Regions from separate parts of the Homo sapiens genome. Here region 1 is linked to region 2. The links are chromatin loops, found by intact Hi-C in ENCODE. Cell type or tissue: CD4-positive, alpha-beta T cell. All regions are shown on one strand. Each heading gives the region's core, and the rest is flanking DNA. Links, peaks and the distances in the headings are about the cores only. Region 1 overlaps MARK2 (microtubule affinity regulating kinase 2). Region 2 overlaps MACROD1 (mono-ADP ribosylhydrolase 1).

What was found. A loop is a pair of places that touch in the nucleus more often than their neighbours do. Peaks named below come from ENCODE experiments on the same cell type or tissue, not always from the same donor. Only the 100,000 strongest peaks of a DNase experiment are listed, where the experiment ranks them.
Region 1: it touches region 2 in a loop (3-fold over the local background); 5 of 110 quality-filtered maps call a loop at or near these places.

Annotation. Positions count from the first base shown.
Region 1 is chr11:63,904,131-63,909,487 of GRCh38, forward strand. MARK2 (microtubule affinity regulating kinase 2) reads left to right here. Exons shown (of 19, transcript NM_001039469.3): 15 at 1-17; 16 at 656-913; 17 at 1,958-1,984; 18 at 4,130-4,174; 19 at 4,747-5,357. The coding sequence ends at 5,107. Among named protein-coding and RNA genes, the nearest start is that of RCOR2, 10 kb to the right of the region's middle. RefSeq lists an enhancer at 3,331-4,004. In CD4-positive, alpha-beta T cell, for the core only: CTCF peaks have their summits at 2,618 (motif pointing left) and 2,819; a DNase peak (open chromatin) is centred at 2,651.
Region 2 is chr11:64,150,419-64,155,775 of GRCh38, forward strand. MACROD1 (mono-ADP ribosylhydrolase 1) reads right to left here. Exons shown (of 11, transcript NM_014067.4): 2 at 1,874-1,975; 3 at 821-937. Among named protein-coding and RNA genes, the nearest start is that of MACROD1, 13 kb to the right of the region's middle. RefSeq lists enhancers at 1,966-2,961, 2,962-3,956 and a silencer at 2,703-2,922. In CD4-positive, alpha-beta T cell, for the core only: CTCF peaks have their summits at 2,872 (motif pointing left) and 3,076; a DNase peak (open chromatin) is centred at 2,823.

The sequences.
Region 1 (5,357 bases), core at 251-5,250, 250 kb before region 2:
GAGGTGCCGCGGCCCAGGCAAGTGTGCTGGGGCAGCTGGTGCACCTGCTGCCCTCAGCCCACCCTACCCCCTTGCCCCAACAATTTCTTCTTCCCACTTGGGGGTCCTGCTGTGTTCTTGTCATCTTAGCCACAAGAAATGGGTCTGTCCCCTGCGGCCAGGAAGTGGAGGGAACAAAAAAGAGCATTAATGCCCCTCTTTTCCAGTTCTCCCTCTCAGAACAGGTATGCAGGAAGCTGTCCTAAGGCTCCAAAGGGAAACCTTTTTGTTCTGAACCTTCCAGGGTTTCCTTAGGGACCCCGGGGATAGTCGGCATCACAGGGACTCAATCCTCAAGGGTTGGTCCCCATTGCCGCCTTGAGGGTCCAGTCTGCCCGGCTCCCAGGGAGCCCGCTGTCTCCAGCCTAAACCACACTCCACACAGGGGTCCTTCCTTGCCTCCCTCCCTCCCTTCCCAAACCATCTCCTTCCACTTCCACGAGACTTCCTTCTCACCACTGTCCTCAGTAGTCACACCCTTCCTTCTGTGTCCTCGTGATGGCTGCCTCTGCCCTAGCATCCCCCTCCCTGTCCCCACCACAGGGTGTCCAGGTGCCCAGTGATGGCTGTCCTGTACCCTAATTCGTCCCCCTCAACCCCACTTCTCTTCCCACAGCACAGCCCCCCAGCGTGTCCCTGTTGCCTCCCCATCCGCCCACAACATCAGCAGCAGTGGTGGAGCCCCAGACCGAACTAACTTCCCCCGGGGTGTGTCCAGCCGAAGCACCTTCCATGCTGGGCAGCTCCGACAGGTGCGGGACCAGCAGAATTTGCCCTACGGTGTGACCCCAGCCTCTCCCTCTGGCCACAGCCAGGGCCGGCGGGGGGCCTCTGGGAGCATCTTCAGCAAGTTCACCTCCAAGTTTGTACGCAGGTAAGCAAGGAGCTTTGGGTGGCAGAGAGGCTCAGGCCAGGCCTTCCTGCTTTACTCGGGGTGGGTTGGGGGTTGGGGGTTGGGGTTTGGGACACTCTGTACCGGTATTGGGTCCTGGGGTTAGAAGAGGCTTCAGGAAGCACAAGAAATTAGGTCTTTGTCAACACCTTATGTGCCCAGGCCCACCCCTCTTAGGCCTCTCCCCAACTCCTCACAGGCACCCCTCATTCTCTGGCCCCAAGCAGATGGCCGATGCCGCCTCCTCTCTAGGAGAGTGTGAACTCAGATGCTAAAATAAAAGCCCCCCCTTCTCTCCTGGGTTCCCATGGAAACTTATATTTGGTGACGCAGCTGCAAAGTCATGAGGCATGAGCCAGGCTGGGGCCAGCAAGGAAAATTTTGTCCTGGTCTCTTGCCCCTTTGACTGCCTCTCCCACTAGTTGGTTCTGTTTCTGGCTGCAGGCGCAGCCATGCCCTTCTGCCCGGGGGTTTTAGGGTGAAACCTATAAATGAAATCACTGGCGAGGGCCTACAGTGGCCTCTTCCCTAACCTAACTCCGATGTGCCAAAGGTTTCCTGTGTTGGACCCAGGGTGGGGATCTCTTCACGGGGTTTCTCACACCTGAGCCCCCAGCCACCACAGAGGTGCAGCTTGAAGTGCATCCAGCCAACTGGCTGGCCTCCTGGGATGCTCCGCATCCCCATCCTGCCATTCCTCTCCCTGCCTTGGAGTAGCAGCTCAGGAAGCAGCAGGGGCTTTGAGAGAACAGGCTCGCCTGCCCTTCCTCTACGTTTCACTCCACTCTGCTGGAGGAGCCAAAGCCACTGCCCCATCCGAGCCCCAGAATGCAAGTGTGAGGCCTGCAGAGAGTGTGGGCAGGTCTGAAAGCCTGGGACTCTAGTCTCGCTGAGCGGCTCTTCCGAAAATGGGATGACCCTTGAACCTGTAAAGCCACCTCCCCCACCTGCTTATCCACATACCGTCTTGTTGGTTTTTTTTTTATTTCTTTTTTTATTTTGTCTTTTTTTTGTTTGTTTTTTTAGAAATCTGTCTTTCAGGTTTGCCAGAAGGTAGGCGTTGAGCCCGCTGTGTGTGTGTGTGTGTGTGTGTGTCTGTGTCCTGTGTCCTGCCTCCATCACTAACTCCCCTTTTCTGGCTCTTACTCTCCTCCATCTGCTTAACCAAGTCTGTGTGGCCCTCCTCTCTCTGCCATCTTAAAGGGATGAAGACTGCCTCTGATTGGGCATCAGCACAAGGCCTGCCCTCCGTGCCCCCAGTACAAACAGGCAGGGCTAAGAGGCCACATTGGCCCACTCAGGGCAAATGGCTTTAAAAATGAGGGCCTTCCTTGGGCCCACAGTTAACGCCTGTCCTCAAGTAAGGGGAGACTGTCTCAGGGAAGCCTCCCTTTAAGATTGTCTCCTCTCACCCACCCCACCCCACCCCCACTCCCTCTCACCCCAGGTTTTGGTCACAAGTGTTGGGATCCTTTCCTGCCCTTTCCCTTGTCATGTGCATGCGCTATGAGGAAGCTCCAGGGTTACAAGTGCATCTGGGATGGTATCTTGTTTGTTGTCTCCTGGGTTTCCTGAACTTCAGAGCTATGTGACCTCTTCCCCGTGGCCTATGGGATCGCAGGACTTTGGAGACACTACGGGGACCCTGGGGCCCCAAGGTTTCAGTCTGGCTCCCCCAGACCTTAGGAGCTTTTGTCTCACAAATGGAGCACAGCACCCCCTCCTGGCAGCTCCTGCAGAACTAGCCCCACCCACCCGCACCCCTGCCCCAGCACCCCTGCCACCAGCAGCATCTGGATAAATCAAGCCTCTTCTCCTCTAGGCTGTTTTCTCCAGATATGGCCTGTCTCTTCCAAAGTGCGGGGAGCTGGGACATTCTAGGGCAACGGCCATTCTACCCCAAGCCGTAGCAAAACAACAGGAGATCTCTGCACCCTTACTCAGGGGTCTCCCTTCACAGTCCCCTTCCTGGCTCTTTCACCCCTGGCCTTATGCTCATCCTCTCTGCAGGCCTCGGGGACCAAATACCAAGCTGAAGACCAAGGGCCAGGTTAAGAGTGCTTGTTCCCCAAGGCTGTCTGCTCAGGCCCTGCATTGGGACTGGGATGCCTGGCAGGCACATTGGTGCCACAGCTGATGGAGGAACGTCCAGACAGGGTCTTCAGGCTTTCCCTATCCCCTCCTCCTCCCACCCAGCTGTTGACTGCATGACTGGCTGCTGCCTCAAGGGGCCCCAGCAGGGGGCTGCCCCACAGGGGGTCTGGAGAGAGCAGGGAGGGTGCCTTCCTCGCACAGCCGGGCTCCCTGCTCGCAGTGCGCTTGTGTGCACCCCTGTGTTGGTTGTGTCTTCCTGTTTATTTCTATGTGCTGCTGCTCTTCCTCCTTCCTCTCATATCCTTCCTCCTCTGCAATCCCCAGTTTCCTAGCTCCAGACACCCATCTTCCAGCCAGGAGCTGGAGAAGCCGCTCAGCGGGGCCAGACCTCTTCCCCACCCACCCAACCAAGGTGTCTGCCCTGCCCTGCCCCACCCCACCCTCATCCTCCCTGCGTATGAGCAGATGGCCTGGCAGGCCAGCAGGTAGGGGAGTTGGGAAAGGTCGGAGGAGGCCGCCTTTTCCACTCAGCAGCAGGAAGCCATCCCCAGGTGCCTACCATGCAGACCCAGGCCTTGGCACTTTGAGTCTCCTGACAGGCCCTTGCGTAGCCACGGCCCCTCCTCCTACAGAGATTCAAAGCATTGCAGCCCCTTTCCTCCAAAAGGACTGCAGTCCTGAGACCCTAGCGTGTGGCTCCAAAAACGCACTCACACCTGCAACCCCCAGAACAGCGCGTGAGCCCTGGCTGTGGGGGAGCAGCCTCGTGCCGGGCCGTGTGCTCAGTGTGCTCAGTGAAGTGCGTGCACAGCCACTCCCCCTCCTCCCCCAGAGCAGAGGCTCCTTCTCCCCGGCACAGATCTGGGAATGTGGGGAGGGACAAGCCCCATGTGCTGGGCTCCCTGCTGGAAAGGAATGGTTGAGCCGCCAGTGTGAGGTGCTGCAGAGCCCTGTTGGCTTGCCAGGTGATGGGCAGAGGGCCCTGGGCTTGGGTCCTGCCCACCCACTGGTGGCACCTCCCCAGACCCACTCTCATCTGGGTCTGTGGCGGCGGAAGGAGCGAGAGATCCCAGCACTAAACTCTCCCTCGCTCTGTTTTTTGAGGAACCTGAATGAACCTGAAAGCAAAGACCGAGTGGAGACGCTCAGGTGAGAGGGCTGGAGCCAGCACTGGCCCTGCCCGGGCCACCGGGCTTGCCACAGCCTCCTGCTCCTCTCTTCCTTCTGCCACTTGGCTCTTCCTCCCGTGGTTCTGCCCTGTCCCTACCCTCTGGGGCCTCCCTTTCCTCAGAGAGTTTCCCCTTCCCAAACCCAATTGCAGGAGTTACGGGCCCTTCTCCTCAGGTCTGGTATATTCTGGAAGTCGGAGTTCTGGGTCGGGTGGTTGGGGCTACAGATTCCTACCCCTGGACTATCCCACCTCCCTGTGCTCGGAGGCTTCTTTCTGGAGAGAGAGTCTGTGCTCGTGCTGTTGAGGGCACTGGTGTCTTCCCTGACCCCACCCCGCCTACCCCAAGGCTGGCTTCTCCTCCCCTTCGCTGTCCTGAGAGATGGGGGTTGGAGGACTGCCACCCTCCGCCCCCGCAGGCCAGGGGCCACGCCTGGCTGCTCCTGCTCCCTCCCGCTCTCCTCTCTGGGCTCAGGGGCTGTCTGCCAGGGTGGCTCTCCTGGGGTGGGGTGCCTCAGCCCCCCCGTGACGCCCGCCTCTGCCCTCTCCACAGACCTCACGTGGTGGGCAGTGGCGGCAACGACAAAGAAAAGGAAGAATTTCGGGAGGCCAAGCCCCGCTCCCTCCGCTTCACGTGGAGTATGAAGACCACGAGCTCCATGGAGCCCAACGAGATGATGCGGGAGATCCGCAAGGTGCTGGACGCGAACAGCTGCCAGAGCGAGCTGCATGAGAAGTACATGCTGCTGTGCATGCACGGCACGCCGGGCCACGAGGACTTCGTGCAGTGGGAGATGGAGGTGTGCAAACTGCCGCGGCTCTCTCTCAACGGGGTTCGATTTAAGCGGATATCGGGCACCTCCATGGCCTTCAAAAACATTGCCTCCAAAATAGCCAACGAGCTGAAGCTTTAACAGGCTGCCAGGAGCGGGGGCGGCGGGGGCGGGCCAGCTGGACGGGCTGCCGGCCGCTGCGCCGCCCCACCTGGGCGAGACTGCAGCGATGGATTGGTGTGTCTCCCCTGCTGGCACTTCTCCCCTCCCTGGCCCTTCTCAGTTTTCTCTTACATGTTTGTGGGGGGTGGGAGATTGTTCTCCAGCACCCCACATTCACCCCTGCCCAGAGATTCCCCCTTCTCCTCTCCCCTACTGGAGGCAAAGGAAG
Region 2 (5,357 bases), core at 63-5,062:
GCCCAAGACGAGAGGACCTGCCCCCCATATTCAGGGTCTGAGAAAGAGGCCCCCCTTCCTCCAATGCTTGGTGCAGATGCCAGGTAAGCAAAGGAGCAAGCGAGCAGGCGGGCGAGGGCCGGGGTTCAGCCGCCACTCAACCTGTTCCACAAGCCACCTGCTCGACTTAACCAGCCCTTGGCACCCCATGCCAAAGTCCTTTCCTGGCGCCTTTGACCTTGCCAGACAACCACTAGCTGTGTGGAGTAGCAGCCCCCTTCCTCCCTCCCACAAAGAGGCAGCCGGCTCCCATACTCATCACAATAAACTGCCAAGCCAGCAAGAGGCGAGCGCAGGAAGCTGAGCAGCTCCTGTTTCTAGGCTCTGGAAAGCTGCCAGGGCATGGCAGGGGACCTCTCTGCCCCCACTATCCCTCGACAAGCTCCCTCACCCGCCCAGGTCTGAAGCGGGGGCAGGCCAGGCCAAAGGCAGAGGAAGGCAGGTGCTGGTTGGGGCTTCTGTGGCCCCCCAAGGTCAGACCTCCCCGCTGTGGCCTCTGCCTTCCTGGCAGGGCAGCCCAGTTTCAGCCCAGCTCTCCCCCTTCCCCGGCCACTAATGGGTCTCAGTGGAGCAAGGCGCCCCCGACACAGCAGGTCAGGGTTTCAAGGGAAGAGGAGCCCGAGTGGCCGACACGTTGGGCTGCCATGGCGCCAGCAGGCTGTCCTTGCCAGCAACCCGAGCCTCACTGGAGCCAGGTGGCGTCCACCCAGGCCTGGCACAGCAGAGCAGAGCAAAGGCAACAGGGCGGCCACCAGGTCTCTGGTTCAGGCCAGCCACTCACCGGCGTTGACGATGGCGTCCACCTCCAGCTTGGTGATGTCGCTGCGGAGCAGGGAGATTTTCTCATTGAGCTGCTTGTCCTTTTTATACCTGGGCTCCTCCACCTTCACAGCCACCCCTGGAACAAGTAGGGGCCGGGGAGGTCACAGCGAGGCTGCCCACTGCAGAGGGACCCAGCCAGGGCCCAGGGGCCAGGGCCTTCCCTATCGACCTCCCTCCACCTCCAGGGGCAGCCTGCAGCACGATGACTGCTGACCCAGTACCAGGAACCCACACTGAGGAGCACCTACTGCGTGCTAAAATCACGCGGGGACTCCTTGCATCTTCACAGCAAGGCCACCAGCAGGTACAGTGCCAATATCATCTATCCCATTTCACAGAGGTAGAAACTGAGGATTAGGTGGGTCAGAGACTTGCCTAGGGTTATGGGTCACCAGGCCTGCTGTCTCACCAACACACCCCACTGTAAGCAACCAAATCGCAGCTTCAAACCCCAGCTCCCCACAAGCAAGTAATCTCGGGCAGGTGGCTCACCTAACCTAGGGCTCTGTTTCCAACCATACAATGGGGATAAAAATTGCACTTGTTGTGTTAATAATTGAATGAGATGGCCAGGCGCAGTTGCTGACGCCTGTAATCCCAGCACTTTGGGAGGCCGTGGCGGGCAGATCACTTGAGGTCAGTAGTTCGAGACCAGCCTGGCCAATATGGTGAAACCCCATCTCTACTAAAAATACAAAAATTATCCAGGCATGGTGGTGCATGTCTGTAATCCCAGCTACTCAGGAGGCTGAGGCAGGAGAATCGCTTGAACCCGGGAGGTGGAGGTTGCAGTGAGCCAAGATCGAGCCATTGCACTCCAGCCTGCGCAAAAAGAGTGAAATTCCATCTCAAAAAATAAAATAAAATAATTGAATGAGGTGATACACGCGGAGCACCTGCCTGCAGCAAGCACTCGATACATGCCACTGGACTAGCTCTTCTTGTCTGCACAATTCTCCCAAGCCACGGGTCTGGAGCCTGCCCACCAGGGCCTCCCCCGAGCAGGGCCTACCTTTCGCCATCTCCTTCCATGTCGGGATCTTCTTCAGCCTGACAAAGTCCTTGCAGAAGTAATGTTCCTCCCGCTGCTTGTCACTCAGGCCCTTCAGAAAGGCTGCAGAGGCAGGAAGGAGGATCAGGGTGGGGGCAGAGGAACGGGCCTGGGGCTTGCACCCCCACATCTCCTTTCTTGCCTCATCCAAGAATGCAAACCAGCTCTTCCTGTCCCTCCTTCTCTGGGCACACAGGGCAGGCATGCTGGGGAAACCTCAGAGGCCCCTAGAATATCTTGTCCTGCTCTCTTTGTTCAGGGAGGGAAACTGAGGTCTGGGGAGGCTGAGGGACTGGCTCAGGCATCGCAGACCTGGGTTGTGATGAATTCAGCTCTGCCACTTTCCAGCAGCGTCCACATCTCTCTGGGTCCCCCGTTTCTCCCTGATTAGAACGGGGGTGAAGACGTCCCCTGCAGAACAGCTCCGAGCTTCCTCCCACACACTAAGGCCAAGCCGGTTGGCAGCACTCAGCCAGCGACATTATCCATCAGTCCCACCGCCAGTCAGTTCTGCCCTCACTGTCACTGCATGCAGGCAGCGGGACAGCTGTCCTCCTCCAGGAGCTGCAGGACCAAGTGGACCTGGCACCTGTCCCCAACATCCCCCCCGGCAGCGGCTGAGGGCTCCCAGCATGACCAATGGGGTTGGAATCGTTCTCGTTTTACAGATGAGGAAACCGGGGCTCAGGGAGGTTGGGAGGCCACCCTCACACAGCAGGGACTTGAGTGAGGAGCCAGGCACCCCCCACCCGCTCACAGACTCGGGGTCCACCCTGGCCGGCTCCCCTTGCCTGAGCACTGTCCCATGGGCTCCGCCTTCCCTTGGGGGTGGCACCAGGCACAGAAACCTGGAACCCGTCTCAGAAGGGCCCGCCCCGACCGCGCCAGGCCAGGCTAGCAGCTCACGGGCTCCCCCTGCTGGCCCGAGGCCGCCTGCACACCCAGGCGCTCAGCCCAGCCTGGCACCCTGGACCACAGGCTCCCGGGATGGGGCAGCCCCCACGGCAAACAGCAAAGGCTACAATTGAGAAACTCAAAAAGCATCAAAAAATATGTAGAGGCGGGAGAGCAATTAGAGGAGGTGGTGAGAAAGGAAGGACTGCAGCCTGGAAGCTTCTATGCACATGGCAGTGAGGGGGACAGGTAGGTCCCTCCACAAATGTTCAGGGAGGTTGGGAGGCCACCCTCACACAGCAGGGTGTTTTCCCGGCCAGAGTCACTTCATCATCCAGGCCTCCATCTCCTCATCTAACCACTGCTGGCAGGGGTGATAACAACCCAAGGATGCTGAGAGCATTAGATGACAGAACTCATGCAAGGGGCCCAGTCCAGAGTCCCTGCTGGATGCAAAGGTGGGGTCATCACAAAAGGCTAGGCCCACCCCTGGTCAGCCCCCACTGCTGCTCAAGCCAGAGCCACCTTTCCTGGCAGCCACTTCTGCCCCCTCTTCCATAAACATGTTTGGGCACGAGTAGGTCCTGCATTCAGTACCAGCGCTGCCACCTGCCAAGCCCACCTCCCAGAGGACTCACTGCTGCAGGTCCCCCTCCACCAGGCTGTCCTGCCTGCCCTCAAATAATCCCGTCCCCTCCCTCAACGCCCGCATTCCACGCCCCTGCAGCTGCCCCCTCCTCTGCTGTCTCCACTTCTTCCCTCCCATGCTCCCTTCAGTCCACCCAGTCTGGTCCCTCCTTCCAACAAGGTCAAGGTCACCACACCCCATGCAGCGGCCCCTCCTGCCTTCCCTGTGGACAGGAAGTGTCCTTGCTGCTTTCCTCCCTAGGTCTTCTAATCAGTTGCACAGATTCAAAACGCTCTTTAAGCAAGCAACCTCCGGGGCTGTCCCTCCACTCTCTTCTGAGCCTCTGACCCCCACAGTGCCTGCCTGCTCTCATTCCCCAAAGCCCAGGCATGCAAAACAGAACGTTTGACTCTTTCCCCCAAAACGTCATTTTTTTGTTGCTCCATTCTTCCCTCTTTTTTACTCGAGACCCTGCACCAGGGGTCCCTCCCTTTCCATCCTCTTTTGGATTGATCCCCGTGACACCCTAGAAACCAAGCCTTCCTCTCACCCTCCAGGACTGAGCCTTCCTCATGGCTCCCTAGATCCCACAGACGCTCCCAACTCCCAGCTGATCTCCGTGTGCATCTCATCCCCATCTGTTCCTTGACCGGCAGCCATGGATCCTGGGAACATAAATCAGGTGCCATCCCTCCTCTGTTCAAAACTGCATTCAAACGCCGGTCCTCTGGCCTCTCTCCCACCTCACTCCCAATGCTGCCTCCCCCACTACACCAGTTCCCCAAACAGCCAGGCTGCTTCCTGCCCCAGGCCCTTTGTACCTGCTGTGCTCTGCAGGATATGGGATAGTTTGCTTTTGTTTACACTTATTCTTTTATTTTTTTTTGAGACGGAGTCTCACTCTGTCGCCCAGGCTGGAGTGCAGTGGCACGATCTTGGCTCACTGCAACCTGCACTCCTGGATTCAAGCAATTCTCCTGCCTCAGCCTCCCTAGTAGCTGGGATTACACGCGTGTGCCAGCACACCCAACTAATTTTTGTATTTTAATAGAGATGGGGTTTCACCATGTTGGCCAGGCTGGACTTGAACTCCTGACCTCAAGCAATCCACCCATGTCAGCCTCCCGAAGTGCTGGAATTACAGGCGTGAGCCACGGCGCCGGCCCCCTTTCTTGATCTTGGCCATCTTGACCTGTAGGTTCCATAGGGGATCTGCTGTGTTTGCCATCAGATTCCCACCACCTGGCACGGTGTGTGGGCACCTGAGGGTGCCTGAGGGGCACGCTGAGGAATAAATGAGCCAAGACCAAAGGTTGAGGGCGAGTTTGCTAAGTACAGAGTCTTCTAGGCAGAGGGAACAGTATGTGCAAAAGCCCAGAGGTAAGAGGGAGCCAGAGATGATCCCCTAATTAAAAAAGAAAAAAAAGAGAGAGAGCATTTGGGTGGAGAAAGTGAGGCCAGTCGGTCTCTCCAGGTCTGCCTCCCTGTCTGAGGACGGACAGATGCTGGTGGCAGCCGGCCTAGACCCAGGCTGCGCCTTTTCTTCTGTTATAGGTCCCGCCAGGTTTGGGTTCGTGACCTCCCAACACCATGCTCAGTTTGAAGCCTTGGGTTTTCCCATCTCTGGAATAGGGACAAGGCAGGCCTTCCCTTGCTAACACCCAGGCTTGCTGGGAGGGTCAAAGGAGAAGGTGGCTGTGTGCTGCAAAGTGCGGTCTACACGCCAGACACACTCACTCCTTCCTGGCGGCTAAATAATGCCCAAAGAGAACAAAGCAAACAGGACAAAATTGTGGAGAACTTTTTTTTCCAACTTGGGGACACAGCAGCCGGAGGAACTTTTCTAATTATTTGGGTCCCCAGCACTTGGGGAGACCAAGGCAAGCCAATCACCTGAGCCCAGGAGTTCGAGACCAGCCTGGA